Linked DNA regions of Mus musculus: regions 1, 2, 3 and 5 are each linked to region 4. Evidence: chromatin loops called from intact Hi-C (ENCODE). Cell type or tissue: heart. All regions are shown on one strand.

Evidence for each region. A loop is a pair of places that touch in the nucleus more often than their neighbours do. Peaks named below come from ENCODE experiments on the same cell type or tissue, not always from the same donor. Only the 100,000 strongest peaks of a DNase experiment are listed, where the experiment ranks them.
Region 1: a loop joins it to region 4, with 2.6 times the contacts of the local background. A loop is called at or near these places in 12 of 42 quality-filtered maps.
Region 2: a loop joins it to region 4, with 2.5 times the contacts of the local background. A loop is called at or near these places in 4 of 42 quality-filtered maps.
Region 3: a loop joins it to region 4, with 13 times the contacts of the local background. A loop is called at or near these places in 10 of 42 quality-filtered maps.
Region 5: it touches region 4 in a loop (4-fold over the local background); 6 of 42 quality-filtered maps call a loop at or near these places.

Annotation. Positions count from the first base shown.
Region 1 is chr8:79,705,505-79,709,504 of GRCm38, reverse strand. It overlaps Abce1 (ATP-binding cassette, sub-family E (OABP), member 1), which reads left to right. Exons shown (of 18, transcript NM_015751.2): 2 at 953-1,082; 3 at 2,186-2,271. The coding sequence starts at 980. Among named protein-coding and RNA genes, the nearest start is that of Abce1, 4.2 kb to the left of the region's middle. In heart, no CTCF peak of the experiment used is centred here; no DNase peak of the experiment used is centred here.
Region 2 is chr8:79,402,060-79,406,059 of GRCm38, reverse strand. Gm51578 (a long non-coding RNA gene) reads left to right here and starts at 759. Exons shown (of 3, transcript XR_003947567.1): 1 at 759-958; 2 at 1,307-1,390. In heart, a CTCF peak has its summit at 2,009 (motif pointing right); no DNase peak of the experiment used is centred here.
Region 3 is chr8:79,293,192-79,297,191 of GRCm38, reverse strand. Mmaa (methylmalonic aciduria (cobalamin deficiency) type A) reads left to right here and starts at 2,231. Exons shown (of 7, transcript NM_133823.5): 1 at 2,231-2,278. Gm4890 (predicted gene 4890) reads right to left here and starts at 2,114. Exons shown (of 2, transcript NR_045823.1): 1 at 1,685-2,114. In heart, a CTCF peak has its summit at 2,371 (motif pointing left); a DNase peak (open chromatin) is centred at 2,241; H3K4me3 peaks cover 2,789 bases; H3K27ac peaks cover 2,784 bases.
Region 4 is chr8:79,638,400-79,642,399 of GRCm38, reverse strand. It overlaps Gm51579, which reads left to right and starts at 2,495. Exons shown (of 1, transcript XM_030243905.1): 1 at 2,495-4,000. The coding sequence starts at 2,538. The coding sequence ends at 3,047. Otud4 (OTU domain containing 4) reads right to left here and starts at 2,724. Exons shown (of 21, transcript NM_001256033.1): 1 at 2,336-2,724. The coding sequence starts at 2,494. In heart, CTCF peaks have their summits at 2,165 and 2,977; DNase peaks (open chromatin) are centred at 2,259 and 3,139; H3K4me3 peaks cover 4,000 bases; H3K27ac peaks cover 3,732 bases.
Region 5 is chr8:79,583,201-79,587,200 of GRCm38, reverse strand. No RefSeq gene overlaps it. Among named protein-coding and RNA genes, the nearest start is that of Otud4, 54 kb to the left of the region's middle. In heart, CTCF peaks have their summits at 2,034 (motif pointing right) and 3,628 (motif pointing left); no DNase peak of the experiment used is centred here.

The sequences.
Region 1 (4,000 bases), 67 kb before region 4:
ACACTAAACCAAATATTATAAAGATTGTAAATTTGATCTGATCTTAATTCTCTATAGGCGTTATATAGAAAAGTCTTTAAGACATAGTAAGTATGTATACAACATTGCTACTACATAAAAACCTGGGCTGTAGCATGATGCTCATAACTCTAATAAGCATTTCCCACTTTCCATCAGTAGTAGTCATTATAGTCGGTTGGATAAGAAAATAAGTTCATGGCTGGGCAGTGGCGGTGCACGCCTTTAATCCCAGCACTTGGGAGGCTGAGGCAGGCAGATTTCTGAGTTCAAGGCCAGCCTGGTCTACAAAGTGAGTTCCAGGACAGCCAAGGCTACACAGAGAAACCCTGTCTCGGAAAGATAAAAGAAAATGAATTCATGATTTTGGTGTGGGTGTGTTCATATATAATTTGGTTTATAGATTTATATTCATACAATGGTATCAGTATTAATCATTGAGGCCTCATATAATTTTTTAATCTGTCATGTATTTTCCATTCTTGCTGTTTTAATATTCCTGATTATTTTTTCCAAAAAGAGCTTTGGTATATATAGTTTATTTTTACCCAAGAGATTTAATTGTTTATATAAATTACAGAGAATTAAATTTCTTTGATATTAACTTTTTATTATAAAAACTGAGATAACATACGTTATTTGATTAGGTCTTTTGTGACTTAGTGTTTTTGAGGTTTTTTTTTTTTCTGTGTATACATTAAGTATCTTTCTAGGAATTTTTTGTGGTATTTTAAGTGGCACCTGTTTTATAATCTAACTTCGCTGTGTAAAATTTTGTTTTCCAAACTAAATAGATTATTTTTCTGTTTCTAATTTTTCTTTAATTTTCCAAATGAACATAGGAACTCCATATGATGTGTCCTCCTTTTATACCCATAAATTATTTCTCAATATTACAGAATTTGCTATAATTTTGTTTGTTTTTCTTTAATAGAAGAACTGGATATTCTTTGTTACAATTATGGCAGACAAATTAACAAGAATTGCTATTGTCAACCACGACAAATGCAAACCTAAGAAATGTCGACAGGAGTGCAAAAAGAGTTGCCCTGTGGTTCGGATGGGTAAGTGGCTCTGTCGGCATCCAAGAGTAGAAAGCAGCTGTAGAAGAGCAGATGGGTTTGGAAGCTTCCTAGGGGCTTAGCAGATACTGTGATAGTTAATCACTGGTGGTTTCTTTGAGCTACAAAAGTGAGAAATTTAGAATTCTAAACTTTTATTGATTTTAAATTATCCTTTTGAAAGGAATTATAGAATGTAATTGTTAAGATTGTAAAAAGTCAAGCCAAAGTTCACTGTACTCCTTGCAGTCCTGCAGATAGGTGAGTCAAGGGGAAGGATTGCCAGGGTCCTTCCATTAGATGTTGTTTTAAGACAGACATTTTGTGGGGTATTGCTAGGTTTTCAGGATGGAGTAAATGTAACAATTCAGAGGTGACAAGTTGTTGACCGTCTTCAGTGTTATGTTACATGACTGCTGCCCCGTAGTAGTGACCTTCTAGACTTACCAAGTCGGAAGAGAACCTGTAGGTATTATCTGTTAGTATCTCCCATGGTTTTCAGAAATTCAGTCATTAATGTCTCAAATACTGTACTGAATTTTGTCTGTGTACTAGAAAAAAGCATAGCTTTTTATGGTTTCATTTACCTCACTGAAATAATTTATTCCTTTCTATGGTGTGCCTTTCATTGCTAAGACATGCTTTCTTTGGGAGGGGGGTGTTGGTTTTTTTCAAGTAGCCCTGGCTGTCCTGGAACTAACTCTGTAGAGCAGGCTGGCCTCTGCCTCCCAAGTGCTGGGATCAAAGGCATGTGCCACCACTGCCTGGTGACATGATTTCTTTTATAAGGCAGCTAGTGAATGCATAGCTCCAGTTGCATCCAAAGCACCAAAACCAAACTGAAGCCAGTCAGCTTACTCATAATGTTGTTTCGGGGTTTACCATATTTTTACTGGTATTGGACAAAATACATTGGCCATTTGTTTATTGCTTGATAAGAATACATAGTTGATAAACCTGGATATTTAATTCAGAATCTGTCCTACCAAACTCTGATTTAAATCATTATCATTGAAACTTTTGTGTGAGACTTTGAAAGGGGTACTTTCTAAATGGCGATCTTAAAAGTATTCTAAAAGATAAAGGAAATTATTTGTCTTTGCCAGGAAAATTGTGCATAGAAGTTACACCCCAGAGCAAAATAGCATGGATTTCTGAAACTCTCTGTATTGGTTGTGGTATTTGTATTAAGGTAAGTGATATTTGTTTGTTGAGTCAAAAATAGAATGTGAAAATTTTTAGGACTTTAAAATTTTTTAAAAAGACAGAAGTATAGGGTAGATAAATTAAAAAGAAATTTAAGAAAGCAATCTTCTTAGAACAGTATTATTACTTCTTTAATTTAATAGACCACTCTGGCCATCTTAGAAGTCACACTGTAAACCAGGCTAGCCTAGAACTCAGAGATTTGCTTGACTCTGCCTCCCAAATGCACCACCACCACCCGCCTAAGTTTTTACTTTTGTTTATTTTGTAATCTTGAGTGTGTGTACATGTGTGTGTGTTCCTGTTTGGGGACGCCTGTGCCACCGTGTACATGTGGAGATTGGAGGACAATATGCAGGTGTCAGTTCTTATACACTGTAGGTTCCAGGGATCAAACTCAGATTATCTGATTTGGTGGCAAGTACCTTTACCTACTGTACAATCTTAGTGGTCCACAAACCAAACTCTATTTATTTATTTATTTATTTTATTTGGGAGTTCCAAAGAACTTTAATGGTAGTTTGTAAGATGTTAGGATTCTCTAAGCCCCTCTCTTTCTTTTGAAGGCATCTAACATAAAAACTATGAGGAGAAGTAAGTGTATTGGGCATTTGTTAGGGCAGGAACTCCACAGCAACTCTCTTCTCTTGTTCCTGCTGAGGTGGGTAGTTTGGGATCTGTTATTCCTTGGAGATCATGTAGACTCTGAGGTCCATCACATTCAAAGTCATACCTGAAAATGAGCTTGGCAAAGTGCCTGTTGAGACCAGTGTCAGTCCCAGCCCAAAGATGAAAGAGGGAGTAGTTCTGCTATTGAAGTCACAGGAGACAACCCAGTTCTCATTATAACCTAGAATAGATGTCCTTTAGACCTCCCTCCACTGTTTGCTTCACGACCTTCTTGATGTTGTCTTAATTGTGAGCTTTCTCCAGGTAGCAGCAGGTCAGGTCTACTATGGACACATCAGCAGTAGGACTGTGGAAGTCCATGTCAGTGAGCTTCCTATTCAGCTCTGAGAGGACCTTGCCCACAGCCTTGAAGCCAATGTATGCAAAGATGATGTTCTATCATGTCCATCATCACAGTTCCCCAGAGGGGCCATCTACAGTCTGGGTGGAATGATGGTGTGACTATAGTTCTGAGTTCTTCAGTGATACCAAAGTTGTCAAGGATGACCTTGACCATGGGGACTAAGCAGTTGGTGGTGAAGGAGGGATTGATTACTGATGCTCTTGAGTGAGTTATTCATCCTTATGGTTAATGCCCTTCACAAACACAGGGGCATCAGCCTTTTCAGCTCCACCCTTTGAGTGGGCTGCAGCCTTCTCCATGATAATCAAGGTACCTCAGCACCAGCGTAACCCTGTTGGTGCTGGTAGATCACACTCCTGAAAGATGGACGTGGCCTTCCTGTCGAGAAAAGTTTCCCATTCCCAGCCTTGACTCTACTGTGTAAAGTACCATGGTTATAATCACACTGGACATTGGATTGCATATAGTTGACTTCAATGATGAGATCATTGATAGCAACAGTACCCATGTTGCATGTTACCAGAGTTGAAGGCAAACATGCAGTCCAGGCATCCAATATGGCCAGATCTGTTCACTCCAACCTTCACCATCATGTTTCAGGGAAAAGGCTGGCACTGTCTAAGAAGGTGCATCTGTCTCTGGACCTGGGAGGAGCAGAGAGCCCAAAAGCACACCTTTAAGA
Region 2 (4,000 bases), 240 kb after region 4:
ATAGACCAGACTTACCTGGAACTCTTAGAGATCTGCCTGCCTCTGTCTCCAAAGTGCTGGGTAAAGGCACAGGAATGGTTTTTGAAAGCAGAAATCATTTTAAATGGTGTGACATGCTTGAGTCAGATTACCCCTTCACTTAGAAAACTGAATTGTCTTAGTGACAGCTTGAACTTAAAATCAGAGGCATTTTCTGAGCGTGCTTGAATCTTACTAGAATAGTATTTCAGGATATTTAAAAAAAAAAAAAACAAACCAAAAAACCTTTAGAGCCTGGTGGTGGTGGTACACACTTTAGTCCCAGCACTCGGGAGGCAGAGGCAGGCTGGTCTTTGTGAGTTCAAGGTCAGCCTAGTCTACAGAGTCAGTTCCAGGGCTACCTAGAAAAATCCTGTCTAGAAAAGCCTAAAAACAAACAAACAGAAACCAAAAGAACAACAACTCCCTTGAACAGAAATGTCAACAGCTGTAAGGATCTACTAACATACTTAGCAAAGACCGCTGAACATTCTCTAAGGGAAGAATAGAAGTCAATAAAAATGGATGAGCCTAGAACCATTATGTAAGGAAGAAGGGGGCATATTATGGTGAACACTTCAAAGTTTATCTGCTTGATCATTAATACAACGGACTCACAAGTCAGAAATAACTGATGAAGGGGGGAGGGGAGCCTTTTGCAGCAGGAAGTCCTGGTAGCTTGCCTGATTGTGGTGTGCTGGTAAATGTTTAACAACCAGCTTTCTAAAGAGAGCCGGAAGGACCTTAGCTCACGGTGGCATTTGTTCATTTTGTTGTTGATGTATTCATTAGCACCATGAGTAACTCGCTAAATAGGTCTGTAAAAGACTTGCAAACTGGGCCTGGTAGGACAGGTTTGTAGGTAAGGGTGCTTGCTGTACCAAAAGGACCCCAGTTTGATTTTTCAGCACCCATGTAAAGCCTATGGCTGCCCATGCAGGTAACCACAGGTTGGGGGTGGGGGATGGGACGTGTAGAGACAGATAGATCTCAAGAGCTCTCTAGCCAGTCATCTTAGATGAAAGGGTGGGCTTAAGATTTGGCCAGGAAAAGTGTCACAGAAAAACGGACTGTGATAGAGAAAGATCCCTAACAGTAAGTATGGAAGCACATTTGAATATAGGCATGTGCACACATAGTACATACCCCCGCCCCTGCCCACACATACCCTCCAAGGCTCATGATCCGGGGCAAGCCGTCTGAGCACATTGCTGTATTTACCCTCCACCTTCTTCCACGGGGAAAAGGATCCAGATTTTAAAAGGATATTCTCCACTCTTCCTCGAAGATAGGAACGACCGCAGGAGAGTGGCTGGCAGAGAGTGCTGGCAGAGACTGTAGGAGTGGTGACAGCCAGTCACAGGTGGTACTGGTAAGTAGCAGCTTTCTTAAAGGAGTTTCAGGCTCAGATCTCCTCTTCTACCGAGGCTGCAGCGGCCATCTGTAACTAGCCAAGAAAGAAAAGCCAGGAGACTGGCAGAGTACTCTGTTTTAATGACTTTGAGTTGTCTCACAGCCCCTGGCCTTCTCCCTTGGGTCTTCCATAAGCCATGGCTTCTTCAGGCATTGTATTAAAAGTAGGCAAACTCATTCTTCTTCTGTCTCAATGGACACAGACCTACCAAAGGGAGATTGCCACTGAACACAAAACTATTGAAAAATTTAAAAAGATCATACAGTCACTTTCAAAAACTCATTGTTCTGTTGATGTGTGTTTGTCTAAAACTCTTGGCTTGGAGACAGAAACTCCTCTAAGCACAGCACTGTGAAAATCTGGGAAAAGGCCTACCTGTTGTATGCAGGCTACAAGGAGAGGCCATGTTGAGGACCATGAGGGCATCAGCACACTTGTGGGACCAGCGGCAAGTCACTTAGCAGTTGGCACATTAGCTCTTCATCTGCAAAACAGAAATAATGACATCCATATTAGAAGGATTTATTTTTATTGTTAATTATATGTATGTATGTGGGAGGGCCTGATCACTTGCATGTAGGCATCTGTGGTGGCCAGAAGAGGGCGTCAGATCTCCCGGAGTTAGCTGTGCAGGATGATGGAAGCTACCCAGTGTAGACGCTAGGAACCAAGCTCAGGTCCTCTGCAAGGGTACTATGTGCTCCAAACTACTGAGTCAACTTTCTGGCTCCTCCGTGTGTTGCTTGAGGGATTAATAACTTGTACAGAGGGCTTAAAACAATGCCAGGCAAACAGCGAACACAAAATCTGCAGCTGTCTTCACCGCCCTCCTCACACCCGTAATTCAGTAGGTTATGGTGTCATCTAAAGATTCTGAGGATGTCCTGTACTTCATGGGGATGTGCTGAGACTGAGACCAGGCCTTTCCAGGGTTTAGTCTTGTGTCCTCCAGCTCAGTAAACTCTGCCTTACTTAGGCTTTATTGCCGTGAAGAGACATCATGACCACAGCAACTCTTATAAAGGAAAATATCTAACTGGAGCTGGCTTACAGTTTCAGAGGTCTAGTCCATTATCCTCATGGCAGGAAGCATGGCAGACATGGTGCTGGAGAGGCCAAGAGTTCCACGTCTTGATCTGTAGGCAGCAGAAGGAAGCTGTCCCACTGTGAGTGGCTTGAGCATATAGAAGACCTCAAAGCCCCACCTCCACAGTGACACACTTCCTCCAACAAGGCCACACCTACTTCAACAAGTAGTGCCACACACACCCCCAGGCCTGGGGGGGGGGGGCGCAATTACCTCCAAACTGTCCCAGCATTCAAGCGCCCCTTTCTCAAACTGTTCTTTGAGAATGGCCCTCAACTTGAGAGACCCACAAGCCCCACAGAGACCGGCAATCCACAGATCCTATCACCGTCCCATCATGTCACCCTCTCTCCTTGCTCATCACCACTCAGTGCTTGTGGTCACTCCTTTGTCTCTGCCCTCTAGTGCCTGACTCCCTTCCATCACACTCACTGGCAGAGTCCCAGCTTTTGGGACACTTAACTGGTCCGGCTTCAGTTAAGTGAAGCTGGCTGCCTGGGTTTGCTTTAAGTTTTGATGGCTAACCTCAGATGGGTACTCAGCAGTGTGGCCTGGCATTTCCACCATATTTCCCTACTTCCTGTGCTTTCTGACTCTGAGAAGATGACAGTCTGGAACTCGCCTCTCATCTACCCACTAGCCTCCCAGACACCCTGTCCCATTCTCTGGAAGCAGTCCTGGGTCTGTTCATAGAGAGGGGGAAGCAGGACAAGACCTCCCTGGCGCTCACACCTCTGCACCTGCTAGTCTGGTACACCTGGGCCTCCCCGCCTTCCCTCCCAGCCTTGGCTTCTTCTCCCTGCACTACTGTTCTGGCTTCTGATGTTCCACGAGTCTGTGAAGCAGAACTGCCCTTTCCTCTGCTAGGAGGGACGGGAACTGTATTAGTCAAGGGTTTCTGGAAGAACAGAATATGATAAATATATGTTATGAAAGGAATTTATTCAATTGGATTGTGTGAAGGGTGTGGGCAATCCAACCACGGTCATCAGCACTATAGGGAGTCATTAGCTGGCAGTACACAGGCTGGATGCTCCGTTAGTTCGAGCCTGTGGCTGAAGGCCTGGAGGAGTGCTGCTTTTCAGTGTACATTGGAAGGCTAAAGAAGCTAGGCTCTGATGGCACTGAGGAATGGAAGCAGGCAAAAACAAACAAGCCAAAACCTCAAAAGCATGAGTTATCCCATTTCTCTGGTTAGCTAAGATATCTACTAACAATAAAGGAAGGGTGACCAAGCATGCTAGCAGCAAGAAAGAGCACATTTGAGCATGGAACTGAGTAGTACAAGTGAATGTCAGACACTGGCCAGGGAGGGCCTCACGGCACGCTATGAGTGATGGCGCGGGTGCGGATGGGCAAAGCTGCATGGACGTCTCTGGGAAGGGCTGTCCAGGGAGGGTATGGCCATACACTCAGGTGAAGCTGTGTCCAGACTGATCTGCAAGATGGAGGTGGCCAGGATGGCACTGGGAAGAGAAGAG
Region 3 (4,000 bases), 350 kb after region 4:
AGATGTTGTAATGCTTTGAAACTATGCAGTTCCTCTGGGAACAAGGACTGAATGAATTTTGCATAAGAACATTATGACTCTTTGGGGGCCAGAGGTGTGGTAGGGAAAGCTTCCCCCAATACAGATTTCCACACTTTCATCACCAGAGCCTGTGAATATATTTTCTTACAAAACGCAAAGGAACGTGGGAGCTATGATTAAGGACCTTGCTATGGTGAGATTATCCTAAGTGGGCCCAATTTTGTTACACCAATCCTAAAAACTAAAGACCTCTTTACTGATGCTACTGCCTTTGAAAGGAGAGGAAAGGGGCTACAGACCAAGGCACCTCAGGGGCTTCTAGAAGCTAGAAAGAACAAACTAACACTCTTCTCTCTGAGATTCTAGAAAGGAATGAAGTCCTCTGACAAGCTGACTTCAGCACAGGGGGTTAGTTGCACCCTGACCTACAGAAAACAGTACATTTCTGTTCTTTTAAATTGCTAAGTTTGTACCAACTTTTATGGCAGTAATAGAAAACAAATAGATGACTGTACTTACTCTGTTCATGCATTACAATAAGAGATTCCCATGTAATTCCCTTGAAGGAAACAAAGGCATATCTGATTAGTATCCATATTCTGACCCTCTGTTGCCTAGCTGATGTGATTTCCAATTCTCTGAGGCTTATAGCACCTGCTCTGGCTCCCTGTTCTTTAAACACATTAAAGATGGAAATAGGTTATATGCAAATATGATGCCATGCTGTAAAGGGACTGAGCATGCCAGCCTCAGGCGTTCCAGGAGCCTGAACAGTATCTGGCAGCTACTCAAATTTGTTGAAATGAAAATTTAAAAAGTCACAACTGACAGATTACAAAGACTCACAAGTCTTATACATACCATGGCAAACAGCGCTGAGCAGTAACCAAAAGATTATATGCATTACGTAAGTTGGTTGGTGAATTCCCAAGCCTTAATATATGGACTTAAATATGATATTTGTAATAACGAGGTCATTTCCAAACCCTTCCCAGTGCTCTTAGACATGGTGCAGCATTTGTTAAGGTCAGATTGTAAGAAAACTACTGTATCATGAATTTTGTATTTCTTCTTTGTAAATGTTTTAATAATTGCTAGGTACAAAGTTTCACTGGTTTTTAATTTTCAAAAATATTTTTATGTATCTACAAGTAGGAATGTGCTCTACATGTGTGCCTGGTGTTCTCAGAGGCCAGAGGAGGGCAGTGATTTCTTTGGAACTGGATGGCTGTGAACCTCCCTGTGGGCACTGGGAACCCAATCTGGCTCCTTTGAAGAGCAGCCAATATGTTCTTACGTTAATGTTAATCTCTGAGCCATAGCTCCAGTCCCAACAACTTTGCTTTTAAACATTTAAAACTTACGGTGGACGAGTTAAAGGAGCACTTACCGCTGCTGTTTAAGCTGCCTGTTTTTAACGTACTATCGTACCTTTCTCTGTCTCCACACACTTTCCTTCTGGACTGCCTGAAATTTGTAGGTCTCATGACTTCAGTAATTTTTTTTTTTTTAAATTAGCTACAGTGTGGCGCGGTGGGGCCCACCTTTAACCCCAGCATTTGTGAGGCAGAGCCAGGTAGTATGTAAACCAGCATGGTTTTAGGGAGTTCCAGGTCGGCCAGAGAGACCTTATCTCAAAAACACAAATAAAAAAATTAATTACCATTCAGCCCCAGTGCAAGGTAGAACCAGGTCAGGTGCTTTCAAGGGAGAGCCTGCCCACGCCTGGCGAACCTCCCCGGGCACTGCTGAGGTGGTGAGCACAGGCCTCTGGATGTGGGGCATAAGAAATATTACTACGAGTGCATCGGTTTTAAAGAAAGTGTGGGCCCCTGAGCCACTCAGAACTGCCATTGTTCGGCCGTGCATTTCGACTGGGGCTGGAGCGGCTACTCCAACAGGTGGCAACGTGCTCTGCAAAGTTTGCCTACGTCGTCCTCAGTGACCCGTCTCACGTTTCCAGGCGCGGAAGGAGTGGGCCTGGGCACCGCGGCCGCTGAGGGTTGGGCCGGGCCAGCCGAAGCCAGGACGCATTCCAGGTGGGGAACGCTGAGCCCAGAGCGGCCCTCACCACCCACTTCCCGCCCAAGCACACCCCGCCACCCGCGCCTGCGCCCGCCGCGGGACAGCCTTCGCTAAGCGACTGCGCCTGCGCGGGGCGTCGCGTTACGCCTGCGTGCCGCCGGCGGCGGAAGGAGCGAGCAGGGCGGGAGCAGTGGGCGGAAGGGGCGGTGCTCTGCTGCGCGGCCTCGCGAGGGTGAGTGTGGGGCCCGGTGCGCGCGGAGGCCAGGAGTCGGGGCCGCGGTGCGTCCTCCGCCCGGGGTCAGCCCCGCTGTCGGGGGCGCCCCCTGGAGGCTCGCGGGGGGCAGCCGAGGAGGATGTGGCTGAGTCGGGGGCGGGGTGGATGTGGTGGGGCCTGCAGGAAGGACTGGAAGGGACTGAGCGCTTTTTCCTTACATAAGAAAGGCGTCGCAGTCGCTGCTGTCAGGTTCTCGTGGGCCGGTTTGTGAGCTCGTCTCGGGCAGCGCGGAAGGAGCCAGGCCCGGAGGCTGTTCAGTGCTAAGGAGCTCCGCCTGCGGAAGGGAGCAGCAGACCCCTCAGAGGGGAAGGAATACAGATTTGCAGGTTATAAAGCAGGGTTCACTGGGAGTCACAAAGCGGTGTCTGGGTTGCCAAACACCGTCGCGACCGCGCCGGTAGCGTTCCACAGAAGACATGCCAACTTCAGATATGTTTCTCATTTGAAAAATGAAGGAGAGCCTAAGAAAAGGGTTTCTTACTGTCGCCTTTCTTAACAGTTCCCTTGCATATATTTTGGAGAACAAAGAAACTATAAAAAGTGGCTAAGCTAGTAGAAAACCAATTTCCAGGAGAAACAAAACGTTTGGAGGGTTATCTACAATGTCTCGAAAGTTCTTTGACGAAGTAAATATATTCAAGGAAATAGTATTTTTATTAGGATGGTTCTTTTAAGGCTTTGTTTCCTATTAGAGACTATAAACATGGAAAGTTATATAATCATGAGGAACGTAAATGGTGATTACAAAATGTGAGGGTGTCATAAGAATATATTTGGAATGGATGGAGCAAGTGAATGGTTGGAATTTGCCCCAGCTGATTGATGTCATGTGGGAAAAGTAGACATTTAGTCTTGCTGTATGTAAGAAAGGTGTTGAACATTGCTTTAAAATCAGTGCTTTAAAATCATTCATTGCCACGGGTCTTCTACAGAGATCTGAGTTTTCTGGAATAAGGAACAAGTATCTATATTTTTATGTGATCCTCCCGTTGGTTTTAATGTGATTGGTGTTGGGTTGAGTTAACAAGCACCCTCTGTGAGCCGGGTATCACCTAAGTTAGTATTCAGAATAATTTGATTTAGAGAAGAAAGATTTCCCCAAAGCCAGGATCATCAGGAGAGGATTTAAGAGAAGAGTGGATTTAAGCAGAGGAGAAATGTTGTAGAAGAGGAAAGATGAGACCAGTTAAATCTGGAATGTGGGAAATTGGGAAAGTAAGTACTAGGTTTGGAAGACCAAGTCTCCTTAGAGGAAGGAGGTCTGAAAGGAGAGTATGAGAAAATTGTGCAGCAGAAACAGACTATTGGACTTGGTTCTAGGGCATCAGTGTCACACAGAAGGCTTAAGAATGCTTGCAGTGGGGGCCCACTCCCCTAGTCAGAATGCCTGGAGTGGGGCCTGAGCGTTCCCTCTCACAGGTACTCCTGGTCTGGTTTGGGAGATCACTGTGCTAGGACGCGGAGGAATTTGAACAGAAGAAGCTAGATTCATGTTCCAAGATGGATCTTACTGAGCAGTCCAAGGGCACTGGAGAAAGAGTGGAGAAGGGCAGTGTTTCTCATTCTTGATCAGCACGAACTTGGCACCAGGTCCTGCCCGAGTGCACAGCCATTATTCACACTTGCTATTCCCCTGGCCTGCTTATATTTGCACAAGAAGAGCCTGAGACCATAAGAGGG
Region 4 (4,000 bases):
GCCTGTCAGCAAGGCGCCTCCGGTTTGTGTTCAAGCCATTCACCTAACAACAGGTGGCAGGCAGAAATTAGTAAAGCTCACTTCTCATCAGTAACTACATCACAAGTATCTGTTTTTTCTCCTTTTAACAAAGATTTTAGAACATGTCATCAACCTGAACCTGCAATCCAGATGCAAAACTCTCATCAATGTACATGAAGTGTAGAATATTGATAATTTAGTAAGTCAAACAATGCAAAAAAAGCAAGACTGAAATGACAACTCTTCAAATAGTAAATTACTTCTCAATCCCTGGACACTCAAAATTCAAGTGGTCTGCTATGTTGCTCCATGAAAATAGGCTAAAGGTAGAAGCTTTAAAACAAGGTAGTGATAAACACAGGGAAAGGCTGAGACACTGTTTTAGCAAGTCCTCTAAGAGTGCCCTATTTTTAGCTACAAGGCTAGGAGCTGATTCAGGTCAGGCTTCCTGCAGGCCCAAATCCACAAGTGAAAAGAAAAAAGAAAAAAAAAAAGGAAAAAGCATCTCTAAATCAGGTAATCTGAAGGGGAAAAGGCTAATCTCAAGCGCGCTCGAATCCTCTTCTCTTAGGACTATTTAGCTTCCTGACTCTTAAAAATATTTATTGAACTATTTACCAGAAAAGAAATTCCACTAAAACAAATCCTTCCTACAGACTTTTAAAGGCAGCGGAGGCTAACACATTCTTCCTCACCATTACTTCCTCACTCAGTCTGGATCTACTGGAATACTTATGTTGCTTCCCCTAGATGTAGGCTCAATATATTCAAAATAAAGCGTCCCCAAATTTGTAAAGGTTAGGTCCTTTAAGACTAACCCAGATCCCAAGGCTGAAACGGAGTTTACCCCCATCAATGAGTTTAGTGCAACTAGCTCTTGCCCACTGTGCAGACACTGAGTCCCCCAAGCTGCTCTTCTATCCCCAAGGATCTGTGGCATGTCTCATGGGCAGAAACACACCTTTCTGTCTCACTTTAAATAGGCCTGGATAACTCAACTCCAAACACTAACCTCTACCTCCATCCTCCACAAACTTGCTAATGCACTATAATATAAACCGACACCATGGGATGACTTCACTTCCCCTCTTCAGCTTCTAGAGGTGCTAGAGGCCAAGAAGGCTGAGACAAGGAGACAATCTTCTTCATCTGGAAAACTCACAAATGGAGCAGACTGTTTACCTATGTAACAGTAAAGACTGGGCTGGAAACAGCACCCACACTGGAGCTTCCTACATTTCTGAAAATAAGAGATATCAAATGGTAGGATGGTTTGGGAAGCATCAAAGAATGTTTCAATGGACATACCTGTCATAAGTGCAAAGTGTTCCATATTTACATACTCTGAAAAATACATAGCCTGGTGATTCTAAAACAGAAATCTTAAAAGCTAGTTAGCTCACAAAAGGGGGCGGGCGGGAGGGGACAAAACCATAAAAACTCCAGATTAAGCCAAAGGAAAGCAAACTGTAAATGGTATGAAATACAAACTGGAGCAGTAATGTGAAACTTTTTTAATCCAACTACTTTAGCAGCTAGTCTTCAAATATAGGATGGGTTTTGGTGACCCCACACCTACATCTGATTACATAACATGGGGAAAAGGGCTCGCTCTCAAAAAAGAAAAGCCTTGAGTATTCTTCCCTGGAACTCGTCCCACTCCTGAGTTCTAACTCACTTCTCTTTGGTAAAATGTTCGATCTGTACTGGGAATAATTTTTGACCAATAAGGAAAACAAAACAAAAAACGGAAACAAAAAAAAAAACCCGACATGTGCCTATACTGAAAATCCATCCTATTACTTAAAGGCCTTTAGAAGAGTAAATTCTTGCCTGATTCCAACATAGTATAGTATGGGACCTACTCAAGATTAAGTCACTGGGAAGACCCTATACAGGAAGACTGCTTTCCTTAAACAGCAAAGTTGGCCGCCTGTTTCGAGTGACACCGGTGAGACCGACTACCCCGCATTCCAAAGTCCAGCAACAGGAAAAAAAAAATGTGAAGCAGTCACACTGAGTGCCGCACCTCCTCCAGTAAACATGAGGTTAACTAGTGGGAACACTCGGCTGCTAAAAACTGAGCGCAGGTGAACGCGGAACACAACTCAAAAACAGCATGTCGCTGGGTCCCTGGCGGTCAGGCTGCGAGCAGGCCGCCCGAGATGTCCTCACTCGGTCCCGTGCCGGCGTTACAATGGGCCGCTGTGACGACAGCGAGCCACGCGCAGCCCCGCCGTGGGCGGCCAGGCAGCTGCGGGCGGCATGTCGCACCCAGCCCCGCGCCCGCCCGGCTCCGGCCCGGGTCCTTTACCTGCTCGGCCACAGCCCGGAACAAGCACGACCCGTCCTTGGCGACCAATTTCCGATACAAGCCCAGTTTGCGCAGATAGGCGTCCATGGGCGTCTCATCCTCCAGCGGCCCCACGCCGCCCTGGTCCACGCCGTCGGGCGCGCCGACGGCTGCCTCCATGTTGCCGGTCCGCTGCAGCGTGCGCGGGGCGAACTAGCCCCACATGGCCGCGCCGCCGGCTGCTCGACGCCCGGGCCTGGGGCAGGCTGCGGCTCGGGCTCCGGCTCCGACGCGGACACGGCGAGCGGCGGCAGGAAGAGGCGGTGGCGGCAGCGGCCCGAGGCGGTGGCCGGCGCTCTCCCGGAGCATAGGTGAGCCCAGCCTAGTGCATGGCCATCCGCACGCGGCCGCCTCCGCGGAGGGACACGCGCCCGCGGGCAGCCCGGGGGTCGCCGCCCCCACAAGTTTCCGGGTCTCGACCGGTGTGAGGCGAGAAAAGCCCCGGCGGCGCGCCCGGCTGAGATTAAGCGAGGCCTGCGTCTCCCGCACGCACCCCACGCCGAGAACCGAGGAAACGCGGAGAGAAAGCCACGGCCGCTCGTCTCCCCACCTCGCCGGAGGGCGCCTGAGGGGCGGGGAGCGGGAAGGGGCGCCGGGCGGAGGGCAGCAACCTCGCAGCCTAGAATTTGTTTTCGCTTTCAGCCCTCGGCGCAGCGGACGACGGGAGTTGTAGTTTAAGCCGCGGCAGGAAGTCCTCGTGCAGAGGGCGGGGACGCCTGGGTCGGCCTACCCGGAGGGGAGGTGCCCCACGGGCTCGCGGACTACAAATCCCTACAATGCTAGCGGTGCCGAACCTAGAACTGCCTTCGCGCTTCCCAGGCCGCGTCCGCGAGCAGGCCCGAGGGTGTCTGTCGCTTACGCCGCTGACCTGCGCGCGCTGCCCCGCCCTCCCGGCGAGCCTCCCGCCCTGAGCGCCGTGGGGCGGCGGAAAGCGCGCGAGCGCAGCTTGCGTGCAGTTGCTAGGGGCTCAGTGGCGGTGCCGCCGGCCCTTTGTGTAGTTCCAGAGGACGCACCTGTCCGCACCCCACTCAGGGCCTCCCCTCCTAGCGTTTTCTTAGGGGTGGCTAAACGCTTAGAGCAGAAAACCGGGCACCTCACCCGAGGCCCTTGGAGCCGCCAGCCTAAGCCATTTTGACCCTCAATGAAGCGTTGACAGTTGATTGAAATTGGGACAGCTCACACTCTGACAAGATCTGGCTTTGCCAAGGGCATGCCTGCTCATTCTGTCACAGCAGCTGCGCTCTGCCACACAAAGAGCTGTCCCTGTTAGAAGAAATTACTTCTTTTTTTTTTTTTTTTTTTTTTTTTTAATTCGGTGATAACGCTACGGGGAATCCGACCTGAGCAGTCCAATTGGGTTTGCGAATCCGGAACTTAACCTCTTGGGACGTCAGAATTTTATTTTACTAGCATACAATAGCATCTCGTATCATTTAAATTTATTAGAACTTCGGTCTTGACGTTGTGTTGGAAAAAGAAAAGTGGTAAATTACCTTAGGTTTAAAGGTGTAGGCATTCTTGGGAATGGTGCCAAGACATGCCAGGTGGTAGGATTGCAACACGTTACTTAAAATGTAAGCTATTAATATTTAAATATTCCTATAAATGTGCTATTTTTAGAAAATA
Region 5 (4,000 bases), 55 kb after region 4:
TAAGCCTTTATCAAGCAAGAGAGGGATTATGGGATGTAAAGGACCAGTTTAGCGTTGTTTGCTGGCTTCCTGTCACCATAGGTAATATGTTCAACAATGCAAGCAAATTCATAATTTTACACACACACACACACACACACACACACACACACACCACACACACACACACACACACACACCACATACACACACACATACACACACACAAACACACCACACACACACACACACACACACACACCACACACACACACACACACACAAACACACACACACACACACACACGTGGGGGGGGTGGCGAGGTTCTGTGTCATTTGCCTCTTTGGGTCAGTGACACACAGCTCTCCCGCAGTGGCCCCAGAGCCATCTTAGCTTGTGTAAGTAGGTATACTTTATGATGTTTGCAGAATTACATGATTCTCAGAACATATCTCTGTTGTCAAGTAATGCATTGTAGGAAGGGGAGGGAGAGAGAAGATGATGACTTGAAAATCTGAAAAAATTATCGTCTTCTAGTATAGAATCTTAACATATGTAGATCTGTGAATTTTTTTGTTGTTGTTTTGGTTTTTTTGGAGACAGGGTTTCTCTTTGTAGCCCTGGCTGTCCTGGAACTTACTCTGTAGACCAGGCTGGCCTCGAACTCAGAAATCTGCCTGCCTCTGGTTCCCATGTACTGGGATTAAAAGCATGCTCCACCACTGCCCAGCTAGATCTATAAATTCTTAGGAGACTTGTGTTCCATGAAAAGGATCCTAGAACCCAAACCTCTACTTAATTTACTATCTTGAATTTCATGTGCTGTTAAAATCCTAAAAAACAGCCATACTGTCCTAGTTAGAGTCAAAAGTGAAATAATTTAGACTAAGCATAACACACACATCTTATTATATATCTAATTCATCAAACCACTTTGCATAAATTCATATGCATGGATATACAGAAAATATCACACTTATTCCTTGTAGTAATATATTTAAATTTTATTTATTGCCAGGCATGATGGTACCTTTAAATGGTGGTGGTGTTAGAGGCAGGAGGATCTCTGTGAGTTTGAGGCCAGCATGGTCTACATAGTGAGTTCCAGGACAGCCTGGTTTAATATAGTGAGACCCTGTCTCACATCACCTCCCAAACTTCTTTCTTTATTTTATGTGTATATGGGTATTTTGCTTGCATGTATGTATATGTACCAGGTATATAACTGGTAGGTGTGGAGGTCAGAAGAGAGTGTCAAATCCCTTAGAACTGGAATTACAGATGGTTGCAAGTCACCATATGGGTGCTGGGAACCAAACTTTGGGTTTCTCTCTCTCTCTCTCTCTCTCTCTCTCTCTCTCTTAATTTTATTCACATTGGTGTTTTGCCTACAAGTATGTCTGTGTGAGAGTGTCAGATCTTGGCGTTATAGACGCTTGTGAGCGGCCATGTAGTTACTGGGAATTGAACCTGGGTGCTCTGGAAGAGCAGTCAGTGCTCTCAACTGATGAGCGATATTTCCAGCTCATAATAAGTGCTCTTAACCTCTGAGCCATCTCTCTATCCCACATGAGGATATTTTGAGTTTGATAGTTCTTTATAGTTCTCAGAAGTGTGGCACAGTGTTACTTAAATCAGTTCTCTCCGCATCTGGCAGTGACTGACATAGCGTTTCTTGCTGTGATTGTCCCTATTTTGCTCTAGTTTTTTCAAAAGAACGATGTTGGACTCCCGCCCTTTCTTACTGGCTCTTGTACTGGTTTTCTTTCCTTGTTTTAATCTTCATTCCTCTATGTTTTTAAAAAAACACATTTTACTTATTTCTCTTTTGTGTGTGAGTCAATGTGTCACAGCACGCCTGTGAAAGTCCTAGGACAGGCTTTAGTTCTCGTCCCAGGATGTGGCTCCTGGGGATCTGACTTCCAGGCTGGAGAGGAAGCGTGTTTACCAACTGAGCCACCTGGCTAGCCCTCTCTGTTCTTGAATCTGTAATAACTCTTCCCCCAGAAAAGTCTGGCCCTTTGTTAAGATGTCCACACTCATTCTCCCAGAAGGGGTCAGCAGAGCTCCTTCTCAGTGAGCTACTTGTTGCCATAGGAGAGCAACAAACCCCTTTTGGTCTTGTTGATGTAGTAAAGTTTCCATGGAACACTGTAAATCTTTTAGGCTCAGCTATTCAGACTGGAGTTATATCTTTATCTAACATTAACTTAATATTAACTTTAAACAGCTTTCAACTCAGTAAATTTCATTTAAAAATTATATTTGTGGATTTATTTTCTGCTGAATTTCTTACTGGGAAGGCAGTCGGTCACCAAGTTTGGCCTCATATATCATAGATCAAAGTTCAAATCAATATATAGAACAGTAAAGATCTGGCAACTGGTCTACCTTACAGTCTGTCATCCCTAAGTTGTCCAGAGGCATCACACACATGCTTAGGGCAGGAGAAACCTAGAAATGACACCTCCCAAACGGACCAACCCCTTCAGGACACTGTTCTTAGAGGTTCCTCTAGCCCTCCCCCTTATTCCAAAACTTCTTCTCTTGTTTGTTTCATTGGTTCAATAACTAGAGCCAATAACTAGAGCCAGCCATGTGTTGTTCATAGAAGGATGTAACTGTAGGCTTAATTTTAGGCATTAATATGGTCAGCTAAACTTTAAGTTTGATACTAAGGAAGAAGAGAGAGATGTAAACAAAAACAAAGGTAAGCACCTAGGGCTCTTTCTCATAACATCAGTATATAGTAGGGTTCTACATTAAAATGCCCTGCCATGGGCTGAGCCGCCAGTCTGTTCACTCTCTATGGGGATGCTTGCTTGACAACTTGAAGTGAAGAAGACCAAATCACTGCCGCTGTACCAAGTCTCAGGGATGAACTGGAGGTTGGAATGAACTAGAAAAAGAAGGATGACCAAGAGCATGAAAACACTGAGCATAGAGAGCTCTGTGCAGAGTTGTGGTAGGAGGAGAACAGGGTGATAGGAAGTAGCTGGAGAAAGATTTGAAGTCCAAGGAGTGCTTGTAAGCAGAATAGAGAATGCATCAGTCCACTTGCAGAATAACAGCAGTGGTCTAGGAGAAAAAAAACTCCAAGAGGATAGGGTGAATAACTCCAGGAAGAAGCCCTCAAGAATAAGGGTAGGGGTGGCAACACATGCCTTTAATCCCAGCACTTGGGAGACAGATGCAGGCGAGTTCAAGGCTAGCCTGGTCTACAGAGTGAGTTCCAGGACAGTCAGGGCTACATAGAGAAACCCTGTCTTAAAACAAACCAACAAACTAACAAACAAAAACCAAGGGAAGAGGAGGAGGAAGAAGAAGAGAAGGAGGAGGAGGAGGGGAGAAGGTAACGAAAGGGAAGATGGAGCCTGGCAGTACAACTTCTTGGCAAATGTTGAATTTCATTTAAGCTTTGCTAACCTACTCTGCTTCATACACATATTTCCAAATTATATACAAAATCAAACAAAGCTATATCAAAATCAAAGGAGAAAAGAATAAATATATAGCTGGATTGAACAATAAAACAACTATCACCTAAGTGGGAACAGAACCAAAAAATGACTAAGCAAGTAGGCTGAGGTTAGTTTCTGGAGAAAGCTGAGGGCATCTGTGCCGGCTAGGACTTTTAGCTCCTCCTGGTGGACGGAGAAAACTCCTTCCTTTTCACGAGTAGATGCTGAAAAAAAGGGCAGTCCCATATGATGTCTCCTTGGAGATTCAGCTTTGTAGGAAGCTGCGGCAATGGGAGGAGCACAGATATAATCTCATAATAAAAAATTTAGCCAAGCTGCCTAATTGCTCTGTGAATGACCCCGTGGGGTCCTCGATATCACCCTGGGATAGGAATTCCAACCCACTACTCTAGATTTGGCTTCTAATCAAGGATCTGCTGACAGACAAGGATGACCTCACCAGTGAAGGCTCAAGGAAGGAACAGAAAGAAACACATCAAAAGTTTCCAAGTGCACCAGTGTAAGGTCACACGCCCAAATATAAGAGTAGAGGTGATTC